Linked DNA regions of Homo sapiens: region 1 is linked to region 2. The links are chromatin loops, found by intact Hi-C in ENCODE. Cell type or tissue: CD14-positive monocyte. All regions are shown on one strand. Links, peaks and the distances in the headings refer to the core of each region. The heading gives the core; the rest is flanking DNA.

Region 1 (7,742 bases), core at 2,247-6,246, 58 kb after region 2:
ATTACTTTGTATCTATTCTAGGTATCTTTTACTCTATCATAGTTAAGACATTGATGTTATTTATTAATTTGTTCACATTAAACTCATGTTCTTTCTTCATTTCTGTAAAAATGTCAACCATTTTCTTTGCAATATTTACTGAATAACGTACTCCTTATTTCCTTCATTCTGAAAGTGTGATCCATAGAGAGATACCTGTTTCCTCTTCTCATTCCATTTCTTGTGTGCATTAATTATGTTTTCTACTTTATTCATTTCTAGTTTTTCTCTGATGACTAATGAAAAATTTAATAGATATTCCACACCAATACTATGCTCATCATTTCAGCTGTGTCTTGTTCTTGATGCAATTATTTCTAAATGTGTTGATATGATTTACTATTTTTCACCTCACAGTAGCTTCCTAATTCATTTCTATAATTGCCTGTTTTTTCTGTAATGGACTTTTTGATTTTTATTTCTCTTGGGTGGGTTTTTCTCCCACACATGTGATCTTCCATACAGTTTCTCCCCGGGCTGACTCAGGAAGGAAAGCTGATGAGGAGCATTGCTGTGGTCACTCCTGCCCTGCGGTGTCCATGCTGCCAAGCTTAGAATCAGCTCTGTGTTCTGTCCGGCATGGTGGGGCCCATGTGAGCCTCACACTCACGTGCTAGAGATGCCTGGTCCAGCAGTGATAAAGCGCATCTGTGTCATGCACACCCGGGAAGGTGGCTCAATGCTGAGTGTGGCCCGGGTCACTGAGGGGAGCTATCCCAGGGTCTGTCCACAAACACAGAAGAGGGAGAACAACAGTCTCTCTAGGGTCCCACGGTTTCCTCCATTTTTTGCTTTGTTCTGAGAGAGAGACAAAGTGCCATGGCTGCTCTGTGGGTTGGACAGATGCATGCTTTCACCTGCAGGCTGGAACCCAAGCTGAGGTCTTCAGCATCCCCAAGTACTGATAAAGCACTTTAGGTTGTTTTTAGAAAACACTGAAAAATTAACCCTTTTGCTAAAGAGGTAGAAACAAGCCCTCCCCTCAACGAAATTCCTGAAACTCTCAGGTTAAACTTCGTAACCCAATCCCTTCACTGCAGACACCCAATAGGAAAGTCACATGTGCAAGGATGAGATGACTTTGGTCAAGCTCAGACCCCACAGGGCCAGGAAGGCCTGAAGGAGAGGAGGCCCATGCTTCCAGCTCTCAGATAAGAGCTGCTTCTAAGGACTTTTTAAAAACCCCACAAGAAACCCTTCCATGTCCTTCACCCCCTCCTGCTTTGACGAGGTTTATCACTAGATATTCTTTAGGATGTCAGGAATTCAGATAAGATGCTCTCGAGAAAAAACTTGCCCAGCAACGGCATCTCCTCCAATGGACTGACAGCAACTCTGGCTTTGAACCTCTGGAATCAGGGAACTCTGTTTCTAAGCAGCTCTGTCAGCCTCTCTCTTGTTGCTGATAAGAACTTCCTTTACTTCTGTATGTCAGAGAGCTCTCTCTATGGTGCTTTTCCTCTACTCTCACACCACAGGAATCATCCTCACAGAAGAAGACTTCTAGGACCAGATGTGTGGGATTTTTTTTCCTAGACCCAGTAGCGGACGCCAGCTGAGTGTTTAAATGCTTCTTCCCCAGTGCCGTAAACAAATAGCACTTGAACATAAATTTAATTTACTCAGCAAGACCATTTTTATTTTCTGCAGCAAGGGTACACTCACCAGCAGTTTTGCTTCGAGAGTACACAAAACAAAAGAGACAGGGTCATTTATAACCTGACACGTCCACCCTACTGCTCTGTCCGGTTTCCACTGGCTGGAACAGGACCTCACACTCTGTATTTGTCCCGATTGGCTAGTAACTTAGAACTTCTGAAAAGAGGCAAAGGTAGAGCAGAACAAAGGAAGGAGGAAGTAACTTGTGGAATGCTGAGAAAGGTGAAAACACCTTCAAATAAGGAAGAGGAACAGGCTATGACCTAATGCTTGCTTGGACCAGTATAAGCATGCCAGGGCAAATATTTAGGCTAAATTGTGGGAGCTAATAACATAAAGTACATTGATTTATTTATCACGGCTAGCAGATATTTGAGAATGTTAGCATAGCTCTGACACTGTCTACCCAGAGACAGTCCCAGATCCCACAGATTGAATGGTTCAGTCCCCAACACTGCCCCCACACCATTCCCAAGTCCAGACCTCCAGAACTTCTGACTGACTGGCTTCAAGTTGGGGACCCTATGACCACCTCTTTGGGTTTGATTAATTTGCTGTAGCAGCTCACAGAACTCAGAGAGACACTGACGTTTCCTGGTTGAATACAAAGCACACTGCAGAGGACACAGATGAAGAGACTCATAGGAGGAGGCATGGGGGAAGGGGCGCAGGGCTTCCATACCCTCCCTGGGCATCACCCTCCAGGAGTCTCCACATGCTCAACCACCCAGAAACCCACGAAACCCAGTCTTCTTGGGTTTTTATGAAGCTTCATGATGTCAGTATTTCCTCCCACAAGGAACAGGCTGAGACCATCTTCTGGGAGGGTCTTAAGAGCCACCATCAGAAAGGCAGGGACATTAGAGTCTTGCCTTGGGCAGGTGAAGGAAGGGCAGGAGGAGGTCAGAGGCCTCCCCTAAGGCCTAACACAGCCAATGTTATAACAAAAGACTGTAACAAGGGCTATGGAGCTATGAGCCAGGAACCGCAGGTGAAAACCAGTGTGTATCACAACATCACACTTCCCTCTCCGGACACACTGTGGCTTGCCATGCCATGCACTCCAGATTGTAATCCTTGCTTCTCACTCCCAAATAAACTCAAAATCCAGACAACCCTGGAGCAACGCAGCCTTGAATTCCTGGGGTCTCTTATATGCACACTTTTTTCAACCAAACGGGGGTCAAAACTGTAGCATTTGTGGGATGCAAGACTTGTGTATATGAACGGCAGACTTTTCCTATATGCAGGCCCAGCAGAGACAATGTCGGGGCTGGAGTACGAGCAGGTGTTGGTGCATGTAGCGGGTACTGAAACGAATTGCCTGTGTATCCCAAGAAACAACTCTACTGAGAGATCATATTCTCTAGGGGTTTATTTTTGTTTTTATTTTTATTTTAAGTTAAAGCTTCGGGTAGAACACCCAGTGTCTCCTTGTCCATCTGAAGAAGATGCTGCTATGTGGAAGCACATCCTTGAGATCCACAAGGAGACACTGGGCAAGGAGACGAGGGTGCCCCACTGTGCAGAAGTCTCCCTAATAAATGATCTATGAACACCCTGGTGTTTAGTGCTTCTTTCTTTGGAATCCCAGCAGCTCTGTCACTGGACGGTTTGGTGCACTCCCTTGAGGGAATTCCCCTGGGCTGCTTGGGGTCCACTCCAGCCTCAGGTGTAGCTGGAGGACGCAGCCTCCCACCTTGGTCTGGAGCCCTGAGCCCCTCACTGTCATTGCAGATCCCGAGGTTCCTCTCCTGGCTCCACTCAGTGGTGGAAACCTCCACCCTAATGAGCCCTTGATGGTCCCAGGTCCCTGTGGCATCTCACCTGTGGCCTCTGTTCTTTCCTGTGGATCCATCTACACTTGGGAACTTCCACATCTCTTTTTCTGCTCATGACATTGATGCTCTGGGTATTTCAGAAATGCCCAGATAGATGGACAAATACACGTCCATCTATCCATTAGGGTCAGATGTGAGATCCAGAGTGGACACATCAATCACCTACGTAGACTGTGGAGTCCAACGCCAAGATCCTCTTATGTCCCAAACACCTCAGGTCTTACCCTGGTCTGGAAATCAGGCACAAATGAGCCCCTCCTAATGTTCCAGCACCACTGACCGTACAACCACTGTCACGAGTGGGATTTGTGACAACAGTCGGCAAAGGAAGAATCTGAGGCTCAGAGATGGTTCATTACCGCCCGAGGTCACGTAGGCAGTGGATGATAACCAGTCGTTGAATAAATATAACTCCCCCCCAACTCCCCAAATCAAAGCTCAAATATAAGTCATTGTTCCCAAAGCGTTGAACAGGGATTGAGGTGCAGAGGGACGGCCAAGTAAGCAAAGGGCACCGAGGAGGCAGGAAAGACTCAGAGATTTGTTCCCGGGGGGTGGGGTTGGACACTGTAGCAAAATATTTTAAAAAGGGGAAGTTAAGAGGGGACTATTTGGTTGAAAGAAAACCCACAATCCAGTGTCAAGAAAGAAGTCAACTTTTCTTCCCTATTTCCCTGCATTTCTCTTCTGTGCTCACTGCCACACGCAGCTCAGCCTGGGCGGCACAGCCAGATGCGAGATGCGTCTCTGCTGATCTGAGTCTGCCTGCAGCATGGACCTGGGTCTTCCCTGAAGCATCTCCAGGGCTGGAGGGACGACTGCCATGGTAAGGACCCCACAACACTGAGCTGATGGACGGCTGAAGGAGGGAGGGTGACCATGTGGGAGGCTGTGAGAAGGAAGGAGATGCCTCCGCTACCCTCGTCAGGAAGGGCAGACACAGGAAGGAACCAGTTTTATTTGCTGCTACATCCTGGCTCTCAGTGGGATGAAAACAAACCAGACAGACGGTGGCTGGGGGTCAGGAAAGGGCCCATTACCATCTGAAATGATGCAGAGGGCCTAGTGACTGCCCCCACCTCAGCCCTAATGGAATGAGAGCAAGGGTCCTGGGGAGGGCAGTTCCACTTCCTGTGTGGCTGCAGATGACAGCACCCCATGAGAAGAAGGACCCAGCCTCCGATTGGCCACACTCTGTGTGTCTCTCTATCCTGCCAGCACCGAGGGCTCATCCATCCACAGAGCAGGGCAGTGGGAGGAGACGCCATGACCCCCATCCTCACGGTCCTGATCTGTCTCGGTGAGATTTGAAGAAGGAGGGGAGCTTCTAACCTAAGAGGGACCTCACCCCACAGCCAAACTCTTGTCCCTAAGGAGACCCCAGGGGCTCACAAAGATCCCAGGGAGGGGAGGACCTGCCCAGGCTTCAGGGGGCAAATCCCTCACCGGGAACTCTCTTCCAGGGCTGAGTCTGGGCCCCCGGACCCACGTGCAGGCAGGTGAGTCTGTCCCCAGCTCTTCCAGGTCCCTCCTCCTCACTGGGGACAAGGGGCCACCCCCGTGCCGCTGGGGATGGGGAATAGCAGTTCTGGGCTGACTGATGGGGGCGTCTGGAGGGTCCTGGGCTGAGAGCTGGAATCTGCTGGGTTGGGTGGGAAATGAGTTAGAATCTGACTCCTGATTTCCTTCCAGGGCACCTCCCCAAGCCCACCCTCTGGGCTGAACCAGGCTCTGTGATCACCCAGGGGAGTCCTGTGACCCTCAGGTGTCAGGGGGGCCAGGAGACCCAGGAGTACCGTCTATATAGAGAAAAGAAAACAGCACCCTGGATTACACGGATCCCACAGGAGCTTGTGAAGAAGGGCCAGTTCCCCATCCCATCCATCACCTGGGAACACACAGGGCGGTATCGCTGTTACTATGGTAGCGACACTGCAGGCCGCTCAGAGAGCAGTGACCCCCTGGAGCTGGTGGTGACAGGTGAGCTGACACTCAGGGGTCCCAGCCCCAGACTCTGCCCTCAGGAAGGGGGACGGCTCTCAGGGGCTTCTCCCTCTCACAGCCCAGCCCTGGGGATGACGCGGGTGGTCTGAGCCACATTTAACACGGTGCCTCCTTCTCTCCTAGGAGCCTACATCAAACCCACCCTCTCAGCCCAGCCCAGCCCCGTGGTGAACTCAGGAGGGAATGTAACCCTCCAGTGTGACTCACAGGTGGCATTTGATGGCTTCATTCTGTGTAAGGAAGGAGAAGATGAACACCCACAATGCCTGAACTCCCAGCCCCATGCCCGTGGGTCGTCCCGCGCCATCTTCTCCGTGGGCCCCGTGAGCCCGAGTCGCAGGTGGTGGTACAGGTGCTATGCTTATGACTCGAACTCTCCCTATGAGTGGTCTCTACCCAGTGATCTCCTGGAGCTCCTGGTCCTAGGTGAGAAATTCACAGCATTGCCTGGAGTTCCCTGAGTCTCCAGGCAGGTGGGGAGCAGCCGCGTCTCAGGGCAGTTCCAGGTGGGATGATGTTGGGGCGAGAGGGCTCAGGGCTCCTGGGGCCAGAGACACAGGAAGATCAGCAGTGATGTGGCCCCGGGGGAAAGGGAAGATTTGTGGGGAAGCCTGAGGGTCGGCTCCTGGAAACCATGACCACCTTTTCCCAGGTGTTTCTAAGAAGCCATCACTCTCAGTGCAGCCAGGTCCTATCGTGGCCCCTGAGGAGACCCTGACTCTGCAGTGTGGCTCTGATGCTGGCTACAACAGATTTGTTCTGTATAAGGACGGGGAACGTGACTTCCTTCAGCTCGCTGGCGCACAGCCCCAGGCTGGGCTCTCCCAGGCCAACTTCACCCTGGGCCCTGTGAGCCGCTCCTACGGGGGCCAGTACAGATGCTACGGTGCACACAACCTCTCCTCCGAGTGGTCGGCCCCCAGCGACCCCCTGGACATCCTGATCGCAGGTGAGGAGCCCAGCGGGTTCAGTCAGGGACCCAGGCTCCGCACAGGCCCTGCCGGGGGAGCTCAGGTAGTGATGGCCGGGATGAGGGATGGGGGTCCCAAGGGAGGGAGAGACAGACAGAGACAGGGGATGGGCGGGGAGGGGGAGACTCAGAGAAAACAGAGACAGAGACACTGAGGGTCCCAGAGGGAGACCTGGGGAGGTGTCAGCTCAGAGCAAGGTGGGGCAGCCCCTCGCCCATCCTTCTTCTCTCCAGGACAGTTCTATGACAGAGTCTCCCTCTCGGTGCAGCCGGGCCCCACGGTGGCCTCAGGAGAGAACGTGACCCTGCTGTGTCAGTCACAGGGATGGATGCAAACTTTCCTTCTGACCAAGGAGGGGGCAGCTGATGACCCATGGCGTCTAAGATCAACGTACCAATCTCAAAAATACCAGGCTGAATTCCCCATGGGTCCTGTGACCTCAGCCCATGCGGGGACCTACAGGTGCTACGGCTCACAGAGCTCCAAACCCTACCTGCTGACTCACCCCAGTGACCCCCTGGAGCTCGTGGTCTCAGGTGGGGGCCTTGACCCTGTCCTCTCTGAGCTCAAAGTCTCAGCTCAGACCCTGCCCCAGGAGAGCTCTGGGCTGGGATGGAGTGAGCGGGGGTCTGAGAGGGGCTCAGCCAGTGGGAGACTCACCCTCAGAGGGAAGGAGGAGAACAGGGCCCTCCCAGGCCTGCCCACCCTCAGTGGCATCGCCAGCATCATGGACAGGAGAGGCGGGTGGAGGGAGGGGCCTGGGGAGGCCACAGGTCCCATGTAGAGAAATTTGGTTTGAGGTGGAGACTTCAGGAAAGCCCCAGCTCCTCAGCCTCCTCTCATTCTTTTACCCAGGACCGTCTGGGGGCCCCAGCTCCCCGACAACAGGCCCCACCTCCACATCTGGTGAGTCCCTGAGGCTTCTGAACTCAAGGGAGTGCGGCCTCCCCCAGGGCAGCCCTGGGTCTCCCAGAGAATCCCATTCCCCTCAAAGACTCGAGCTTCCCTCCAGGGAGCCGGGCAGAGCCAGAGGAGGGGCCACAGGGTCCCCAGGGCTCTGAGGCTGGGCTGGTGAGGGGTGGGGGGTCAAGGCAGAGAGAAATGTTGGGGCCCAGCCTGGGGGAGGAGCAGCCGGGCTGATGTGGGGAGCAGGGCAGCCCCAGCCCTCACCTCCCCGTCCTGACCCAGCAGGCCCTGAGGACCAGCCCCTCACCCCCACCGGGTCGGA
Region 2 (8,770 bases), core at 4,516-8,515:
TTTGCAGAGAGGCACAATAGTAGGCTAAATGAGGCACATCTTACTTCCTGAGATCCTGGCAGGAAAATCCCCACCCCACGGCTCTTCTGGCTGGGATCTTAGCTGTCAGAACAGACTAAGTGCTCACTGTTTTAAGACTGAGTGGAGTGACAGCTTTAGAACGCTTGATCTTTAAATTCCAACGGATCTGGACCAGGTGCAAAGGTTTGGGGTGTAGCACAGCACTTTTAAAGCTGGCTAAGAGTCAGAGATGCATTTATACCTGAACACATTTATAGTCCCTGATTATCCCTGCTCCCTAAGCCTTGAAAACAGTCACTCACTTTAAAAGGTGAGATTCTATTTGGTGAAGTGAGAGATAGAGTTTACCTTCTTTACACTGGTTCCAGGATTTTCTACGGACATGAAATTATTGTTGCAGTTAAGTGCATGGTAATCCCCAGAACCCATGGGAAAGAGATGGAGGTGTATGGCTTTGCACTTATGACAGAAAGTTTCCGGAGACATATGCCATTGCCAACCAAAGCACAACACGCAACCACCACAGGTAATTTTAAATCTCCTAAGTTGCAGGTGTCATTAGACAGGAAGTGTGTAAGCAGGTGGCAAGAGCTGACACACTCTTAACCCTCATACAAGCAGCAGAGTGAAGACTGTGAGGCTTGGCGTGTTCATTCAGAGACAGTGTTTCGGATGGGGCTATGACAGAAGAGGAAAATAAGAGATGCCAGGCAACTCTTGAGCGGGAAGGCTGGGGCAATTCTATGTCTCAGGAACCCTCAGAAAATATTATTACTTTAAGGGTTTTTTTTTAATGGTCCATGCTGATGCTAGGACTAAACAATAATTTTGTGTACACACCAAGTTTTTTATGATAAACACTCTAATTCCCTGAGAATATGGCTCTGTATCAAAGAAAATTCCTCTTACCAAATGCCATTTCTTGCTGAAGAAGTAGCCTTCATGGTCACAGTCTGGGCACCTGTGCAAAAGGGGACATCTTATCCCTGATATAAAGGTTTGGGACACCATGAGGTCATCTTCTTGCTGACAGGTAATTATTATATCATCTGTGAGTACACTGACAGTATTTGCATGGGGATTTGAGATGCTCTCAGAAAAACATTTTTGAAATGTTCAAATGACTGAGAGCTAATAGTAGTGATTAGATCCATTCAACTGAGAAAAAGAGAGCAAGAGACAGAAACAGAGATAGAAAGAGATAGAGAGAAAGAGAGACAGAAAAAAGATAAAGACAGTATGACAGAAACAGAGAGAGAGAGAGAAAGAGAAAGGAAGGAAGGAAGGAAGAAAAAGAAAGAAAGAGAAAGAAAGAAAAAGAGAAAGAAAGAAAGAAAGAAAGAAAGAAAGAAAGAAAGAAAGAAAGAAAGAAAGAAAGAAACATCTCTGAAATTCTTGGAGAAACCACATGGAAATAAGATATCAGATGAGGACCCTGATGTCTAAGAACTGAGATGAAGGAGGAGGCAATGAGTCTGGATGTGTTTCTTCCCAACCTTGGGGTCTTGCCTCCTGAATGTTATTCTTTTTCTATTCTGAGAACTTTGTACAAAAGGCTGCCTGGAAGGGAGAAGAAAAGAATCAAGTTGGAACAAATTGTCTCTGTGATAGAAATGAACTTGGCAGGAGTGGAGAAACTTTTATTCCCTGTTTCCATAGGCACATGTGAAGTATCTGATCTGTGTCAAACATGGTGTATGAGATGTCTCAGAATAAAGGACATGAAAACTTCCAAAGAGCCTGCCTGTATTAAGTCAATATTGTAGTCAAGAAAAGTGGACATTACACACAATAAATAATAGATAGAGTATGCATTGTGTTAAAAGATAATAAGTGCATTGTGAGAAGGAAAAGAAGTAATGTGCTCCACAGAATAGTAAAAAATTTTGCAAGCAGGTTGTTTGGCTGACTGGAGCTGAAACTCTTCCCCAAGTCTTCAGGCTGTTTGTCCTGCAGATTTTGGACTCACCAAGTGCCAACAATTACATGAACCCATTCCTAGATAGCAAGATAAGTAGATATAGATATGCACATATGTACATATATCGGTTCTGTTTCTCTGGAGAACACTTACAAATACATAATTTGATCATAGGAATGATTCTAGATGAACTGAATCTTAATATGTTTTGTCTACTGTTTCTGAGGTTTATGGAACTGGCTGTCTGATTAGATTTAAAGACATTAAGACAGTATGACAGAAACAGAAAGAGAAAGAAAGAGAAAGGAAGAAAGGAAGGAAGGAAGAAGGAAGGAAGGAAGTCTGTGATAGTCCGTGGCATGATGTGGCATTAGGGGTACACCACTAGATGCTCCTAATCCTACACTTATAAGGAACGAGAATCTGGGTGGCCTTGCATACACCTTTGAAGATTGTTGTCAAACTATTAAGTATAGTATGTGTGGCTGTTTTGTCATTGGATAAAGAGGTAAAGAAAAAGATGAGCCCAGAGATTAGAATTTCCAGTTCAAGCACCACTACATAAATATCTGAGGTTTCTATGTGTGCCCTGAAAGAGACTCTTATCATCTGTAGCTGTAGGGGTGAGATTGCTGAAAATCAAACCGAGAATCTCATCCTTGAAGTGGCTGTATTACAATTCAAGCGGAGTCCCCAGCCTCACAGGGTATCTACTGTTCAAGTAATGCCATTGGTCAGGAATGGGTGAGATCTTGAAAGATGGAATGAGGATGTATATTAAGACCCTGATACAGCTGAGGATATCAAGCCCCTAACTTTGAATGAGTCTTCTTTGCCAATAGAAGCATCCTCTCTATCTGCAAGGGAGGAGATTAACCCTGTACTGTCTGAGGAAACAATACTGGCCTCCCCTGAGGCAGTTGCCATGCAAGGCTATGCTGATTCTCCTTAGGATACATCCTGACCAACCCTCTTTGCTTCTAGACCTATAACTAGATTCAAGTCTCGCAGGCCCTGAAAAGTGTGTTACAAAGTGTGGCTCATGAGAAGTTGTGCTACACTCCAAAGTAATTTATTTATTTTTCTAATTTATCCATACAGAAGTCTGAGGAACACGTGTCAGAGTGGATATTAAGGGTTTAGGATAATGGTGAAAAGAACATAAAGTTGAGTCGGACCGAATTTATATATATAAGCTCACTAAACAGAGATTGCACATTTAATGTTGCATCTTGGAGAACCGGAAATGATTCTACCAGTTTGTCTGGTTGATTGGCTGAAACATGGAGCAAAAGCTGGCCTGCAGTAAATAAACTCAAAATGCCAGACATGCCTTGGTTTGCTGCAGAGGAATTAACTTAAAGGCTTAGGAAGACTGTAATGTTACCATGCATGTATCAAACCTAGTAACCCACATTGGAAGCATCAGAAGATGTATCTTTCAACAATATTGCAAAGGGAGCTCTGGCATCCTTGAGGAGCTCTGTGATTTCTCTTCTCTGGAAGCTGGAACCTACAGTGGAACTGCTGAATTTTAAAAAATCTAAATGTAATGGGAGTAATTTGGCCCCTACCTCTTGGCCCCCAGAGAGACAGGGGCCAAGTAGAGGAACTCAGCCACCAAAGGCAAGGTGGGTTTGGTTACCATGATGGACAGCAAAGTCAAACCAGCGATCGGAATAGTCCCGCAGACTTATGGTGTTGGCTAGTTGATCACGGCATTCTAACAAGGGAGATAGATAGGAAACCTACTAAATTCTCACTTGATCTGTATAAGCAGAAAATTTCTATGTCAAGTGAACAAAAGTCAACCCAAATCATAAAAGCAGAGAGCCACAGTCTCTCAATCAATGGCTAGCACTGAGTCAGTTCATAGAGCCAGAATCCCCTGAATTAAAGGGATCCCAGGCAGGGTTCCCGTGAGGGCACTGTCCCTGGTACACTACCAAGAATATATACTCTTAATCTTTCTCCTGGACTTTGGTTAAAGGGACCTGCAGCCTTTTACAATGGCAATGGAGCCTTGGGGAAAATAATCAGATAATTTGGGCATTACTGGAAATGGGGTATGAACTGACATTAATTCCAGGAGACCCGAAACGTCACTGTGGCCCTCCAGTCAGAGTAGTGGCTGCTAGAGGCAAGGTGATTGGTGGAGTTTGAGCTCACGTGTTCCATAGTGAATCCAGTGTATCCCTAAACCCACCCTGTGGCTGTATCCCCAGTTCCAGAGGGCAACATTGGAATAGACATATTCAACAACTATCACAACCCCCACAGTGGTTCCCTCACTTGTTGAGTGAGGGTTATTAGAGTGGGCCCAGTGGGAGCCACTAGAACTGCCTCTTCCCAGCTAAACTGTAAACCAAAAGCAGTCTTGCATTCCTGGAGGAATTCCATATATTGGGACTTGAAGCGTGCAGAGACAGTGATTCCCACAACCTTGCCATTCACCTCTCCTATTTTACCTCCACAGAAGACGCAGGGATCTTGGATAATGATATTAGATTATTGTAAGCTTAATCAGATCCAATTGAAGATGTTGTAACAGATGTGGTTTTGTAGTTTGAGCAAATTAATACATCCCCTGATACCCAGTATTCAGCCATTGATGTGTTAAATATTTTTTTCTCCATCACTGTTAATAAGAACCATCAGGAACAGTTTCCTTTCATTTGGCAAGGGCATCAGTACACCTTCACAGTCCTACCTCAGGGTCTGGGAAAGCACCTGGGGGTTGTGATCGGGGTCTCAGTGGCCTTCAGCTGGTGCTCTTCCTCCTCTTCTTTCTCCTCTGACACTGGCCTCAGGGCCAACACAGGACATTGGGTGAGTAGGAAGTTGGCGGGGAGACCCATGGGCTGACTGAAGGTGGGGTCAGGGCACCACCAACCAGACAGATTCCAGATGGGAAAGTTCAGCTCAGAAAAACGGCTCCAGCATTTCCCAGTGAGAAAACCTAGAAAGAAGAGAATAAATGTGAACATACATGAACATACCTTATTCTTTTGGTTGTTTCATCTAACGACGTTTTTAAAACATCTATGCAAGTGTGTTTTCAGCTTTCCTTCTTTTCTCTTGAGTTCTCTGTGCAGGGCAGGTGGCTCTCATGATCCCAAGGCTGAAGCTCTGTCCCTCTTCACCCAGCCCAGAGGGAGGCTGATTTCCAAAGTCCTGTGGGGACTGTGGAGTCAGAGAACGACAGAGGCCTGTGGAGGAGGTAATTCTGCCCGAAGACCCCAGACGCCCACCTACCCCCACAACCTCCTCACTGGCCCTCACACTCCCATGTCCTTCCCCGGGTCCAGCCCAGCTGCTGATGTCCAGGAAGAAAACTTCTGTGACAGGAAGAGGGGGGCACCTGAGGGTGGAGACAGAAGCCCCAAAGTTTCGGTAGCAATGATAGCAGGGGAAAAGGCTGAGAAGGGCTTGGGACTCTTTTATATAATATATAAATTAATATAAAAATTAATTCACCTTCACAATGTCTGTCTAATGCATTTCAACAACTGTCTGTGTTTTCCTCATGTATCTTGGTTGTCATTCCTGTGGGGCGGCTCCTCCCACGCACCTGACCTTTCATAAAGGGTTTCTCCCACGGCTGTCCAGGCATCAGCCTGATGAAGGGGATTGTTGCCGCTGCTCCTCCCCACTCCCCCAAACTCAGTGTCAGCTCAAGATTGTGCCCAGCAGGGATGGGACCAACGCCAGTCTCACACTCACCTGTGGGGCAGAGCAGACGCCCATGTCAGACCACCGTGGATTGAATCTGTTTCTCACACACAGGGGAGGGGCTGAGCACTGACCATGGCCTCCAGTGAGTGAGCAGAGACCCCCCAGCGCCTGTCCACACACACAGGGGAGGGGGAGCCACAGCTTCCAGCGTCACCCAGAGCCCTGACCCCTCCCTGCCTGGGAGGACGTGGGGTTCCTCTTCTGTCCCACACGGAGGTGGGAGCCTCCTCCTCCCTAATGACCCTGGGTGGTCCCAGACACCTGTGGCCACTCAGCATTGAACTCTGCTCATGGAAGGGGATGCGTCTCAATGTGAGGAACTGTTCTTCCTCTTTCTGTGCCCGTGGCTGTGATGATCTGCATATTTCAGATGTATCACAAGGAGAATTTCATGGTATTTGGAGCCGATGTGGGCTCTTGAGTGGGGGCGTCAATCATCCTCCTGGACTGTGGAGCCCAGCACCAGGATCCTCTCCCGTCCCCACCCTCCTGTCTGAACTGGTCTGGAAATTCACCATGGCTGAGCCTCCCATGTCCTGGGCACCACTGACCCCCACAGCCACTGTGATGAGTGGGGTTCACGACAGCAGGCTCAGAGGTGACATTCATGTCCAAAGTCACATAAACCCTGGATGATAATCAGGAATTAAATACAAATCAGCTCACCTTCCCCAGAATCAGATTACAGACCTAACAAATTCTTCTGAAAACTCTGAACATGGACGGAGGTGCCGAGGGAAGGCCAAGGACGCAAGGGACACTGAGGGGGCGGGACCGACTCAGAGCCTCATTCCCGGGGTGGGGGTGGGTGATGTTGCAACAAAGAGAAAAGGGGAAGTACAGGAGAGGGACGGTTTGGTAGGAAGGAAACACACACTCTCAAGACAGAACAAATATGTTTTATTATAGTTAATCCCTGCATTTCCCCTTTTGAGACAGGGTCTCACTCTGTCACTGAGGCTGGAATGCTAAGGGGTGATCATAGCTCCCTGCAGCCTCCGCCTCCCAGGCCGAAGTATTCCTCCCACCTCAGCCTCCTGAGTAGCTGGGACTAGAGATGTGAGCTGCCATGCCTGGCTAATTTTTTGCTTTTTTTATACAGACAAGGTCTTGCTATGTGGCCCAGGGTAATCTGAAGCTCCTGGCCTCTAGCCTTCACCCACCTCAGCCTCCTGAAGTGCTGGGATTCCAGGCATGAGCCACCATGGTAGACCCTGCATTACTCCTCTGTGCTCACTGCCACACGCAGCTCAACCTGAGCTACACAGCCAGGTGTCAGGTGCGTCTCTGCTGATCTGAGTCTAACTGCAGCATGGACCTGGGTTTTCCCTGAAGCATCTCCAGGGCTGGAGGGACGACCGCCATGGTAAGGACCCCGCAACGCTGAGCTGATGGACGGGCTGAAGGAGGGAGGGAGACCCCATGGGGAAGCTCTGAGAAGGAAGAGGAAGCCTCTGCTCACCCTCATCTGGAAGGGCAGACGCAGGAGGGCACCAGTTCTATTTGCTGCTACATCCCAGGTCTCAAGGAGATGAGGATAAACCAGACAGACAGTGGCTGGGGGGCAGGAAAGACCCCATTACAGTCTGAAATGTCTGCAGAGGGCCTGGTGCCTGCCCCCACCTCAGCCCTAAAGGTATGACAGCCAGGCTCCTGAGAGGGCAGTTGCACTTCCTGTGTGGTTGCACATAACAAAACCCCATGACAAGAAGGATCCAGCCTCCGAGTGTCCACACCCTGTGCGTCTCTCTGTCCTGCCAGCACTGAGGGCTCATCCATCCGCAGAGCAGGGCAGTGGGAGGAGACGCCATGACCCCCATCCTCACGGTCCTGATCTGTCTCGGTGAGATTTGAAGAGGGAGGGGAGCTTCTAACCTAGGAGGGACCTCACCCCACAGCCAAACTCTGGTCCCTAAGGAGACCCCAGGGGCTCACAAAGATCCCAGGGAGGGGAGGACCTGCCCAGGCTTCAGGGGAAAAATCCCTCACAGGGAACTCTCTTCCAGGGCTGAGTCTGGGCCCCAGGACCCACGTGCAGGCAGGTGAGTCTGTTCCCAGCTGTCCCAGGTCCCTCCTCCTCACTAGGGACAAGGGGCCACCCCCGTGCAGCTGGGGATGGGGAATAGCAGTTCTGGGCTGACTGATGGGGGTGTCTGGAGGGTCCTGCAGCTGAGAGCTGAGATCTGTTGGGTGGGAAATGACTTAGAATCCGACCTCTGATTTCCTTCCAGGGCACCTCCCCAAGCCCACCCTCTGGGCTGAGCCAGGCTCTGTGATCATCCAGGGAAGTCCTGTGACCCTCAGGTGTCAGGGGAGCCTTCAGGCTGAGGAGTACCATCTATATAGGGAAAACAAATCAGCATCCTGGGTTAGACGGATACAAGAGCCTGGGAAGAATGGCCAGTTCCCCATCCCATCCATCACCTGGGAACACGCAGGGCGGTATCACTGTCAGTACTACAGCCACAATCACTCATCAGAGTACAGTGACCCCCTGGAGCTGGTGGTGACAGGTGAGAGGACACTCAGGAGTCCCAGCCCCAGGCTCTGCCCTCAGGAAGGGGGTCGGCTCTCAGGGGCATCTCCGCTCTCACAGCTCAACCCTGGGGATGATGTGGGAGGTGGGAGCCCCATTTAACACAGTGCCTCCTTCTCTCCTAGGAGCCTACAGCAAACCCACCCTCTCAGCTCTGCCCAGCCCTGTGGTGACCTCAGGAGGGAACGTGACCCTCCAGTGTGTCTCACAGGTGGCATTTGACGGCTTCATTCTGTGTAAGGAAGGAGAAGATGAACACCCACAACGCCTGAACTCCCATTCCCATGCCCGTGGGTGGTCCTGGGCCATCTTCTCCGTGGGCCCCGTGAGCCCGAGTCGCAGGTGGTCGTACAGGTGCTATGCTTATGACTCGAACTCTCCCTATGTGTGGTCTCTACCCAGTGATCTCCTGGAGCTCCTGGTCCCAGGTGAGAAATTCACAGAATTGCTTGGAGTTCCCTGAGTCTCCCTGAGTCTCCAGGCAGGTGGGGAGCAGCCGCGTCTCAGGGCAGCTCCAGGTGGGATGATGTTGGGGCGAGAGGGCTCAGGGCTCCTGG

What was found. Hi-C counts contacts between places; a loop is a spot of excess contacts. Peaks named below come from ENCODE experiments on the same cell type or tissue, not always from the same donor. Only the 100,000 strongest peaks of a DNase experiment are listed, where the experiment ranks them.
Region 1: it touches region 2 in a loop (2.7-fold over the local background); 1 of 110 quality-filtered maps calls a loop at or near these places.

What each region holds. Positions count from the first base shown.
Region 1 is chr19:54,626,269-54,634,010 of GRCh38, forward strand. LILRB1 (leukocyte immunoglobulin like receptor B1) reads left to right here and starts at 4,216. Exons shown (of 15, transcript NM_001081637.3): 1 at 4,216-4,365; 2 at 4,758-4,839; 3 at 5,003-5,038; 4 at 5,232-5,519; 5 at 5,667-5,969; 6 at 6,196-6,492; 7 at 6,748-7,050; 8 at 7,370-7,420; 9 at 7,703-7,742. The coding sequence starts at 4,806. In CD14-positive monocyte, for the core only: no CTCF peak of the experiment used is centred there; DNase peaks (open chromatin) are centred at 4,193, 4,683 and 5,733; H3K4me3 peaks cover 2,853 bases; H3K27ac peaks cover 1,828 bases.
Region 2 is chr19:54,566,393-54,575,162 of GRCh38, forward strand. LILRA2 (leukocyte immunoglobulin like receptor A2) reads left to right here and starts at 7,398. Exons shown (of 8, transcript NM_001130917.3): 1 at 7,398-7,520; 2 at 7,684-7,719; 3 at 7,909-8,190; 4 at 8,339-8,641. The coding sequence starts at 7,487. LOC105372461 (a long non-coding RNA gene) reads left to right here. Exons shown (of 3, transcript XR_936073.3): 2 at 390-547; 3 at 5,026-5,320. LOC107985347 (a long non-coding RNA gene) reads right to left here and starts at 6,436. Exons shown (of 2, transcript XR_002958419.2): 1 at 6,344-6,436; 2 at 2,999-4,901. In CD14-positive monocyte, for the core only: no CTCF peak of the experiment used is centred there; DNase peaks (open chromatin) are centred at 6,029, 6,479 and 7,369; H3K4me3 peaks cover 3,005 bases; H3K27ac peaks cover 3,026 bases.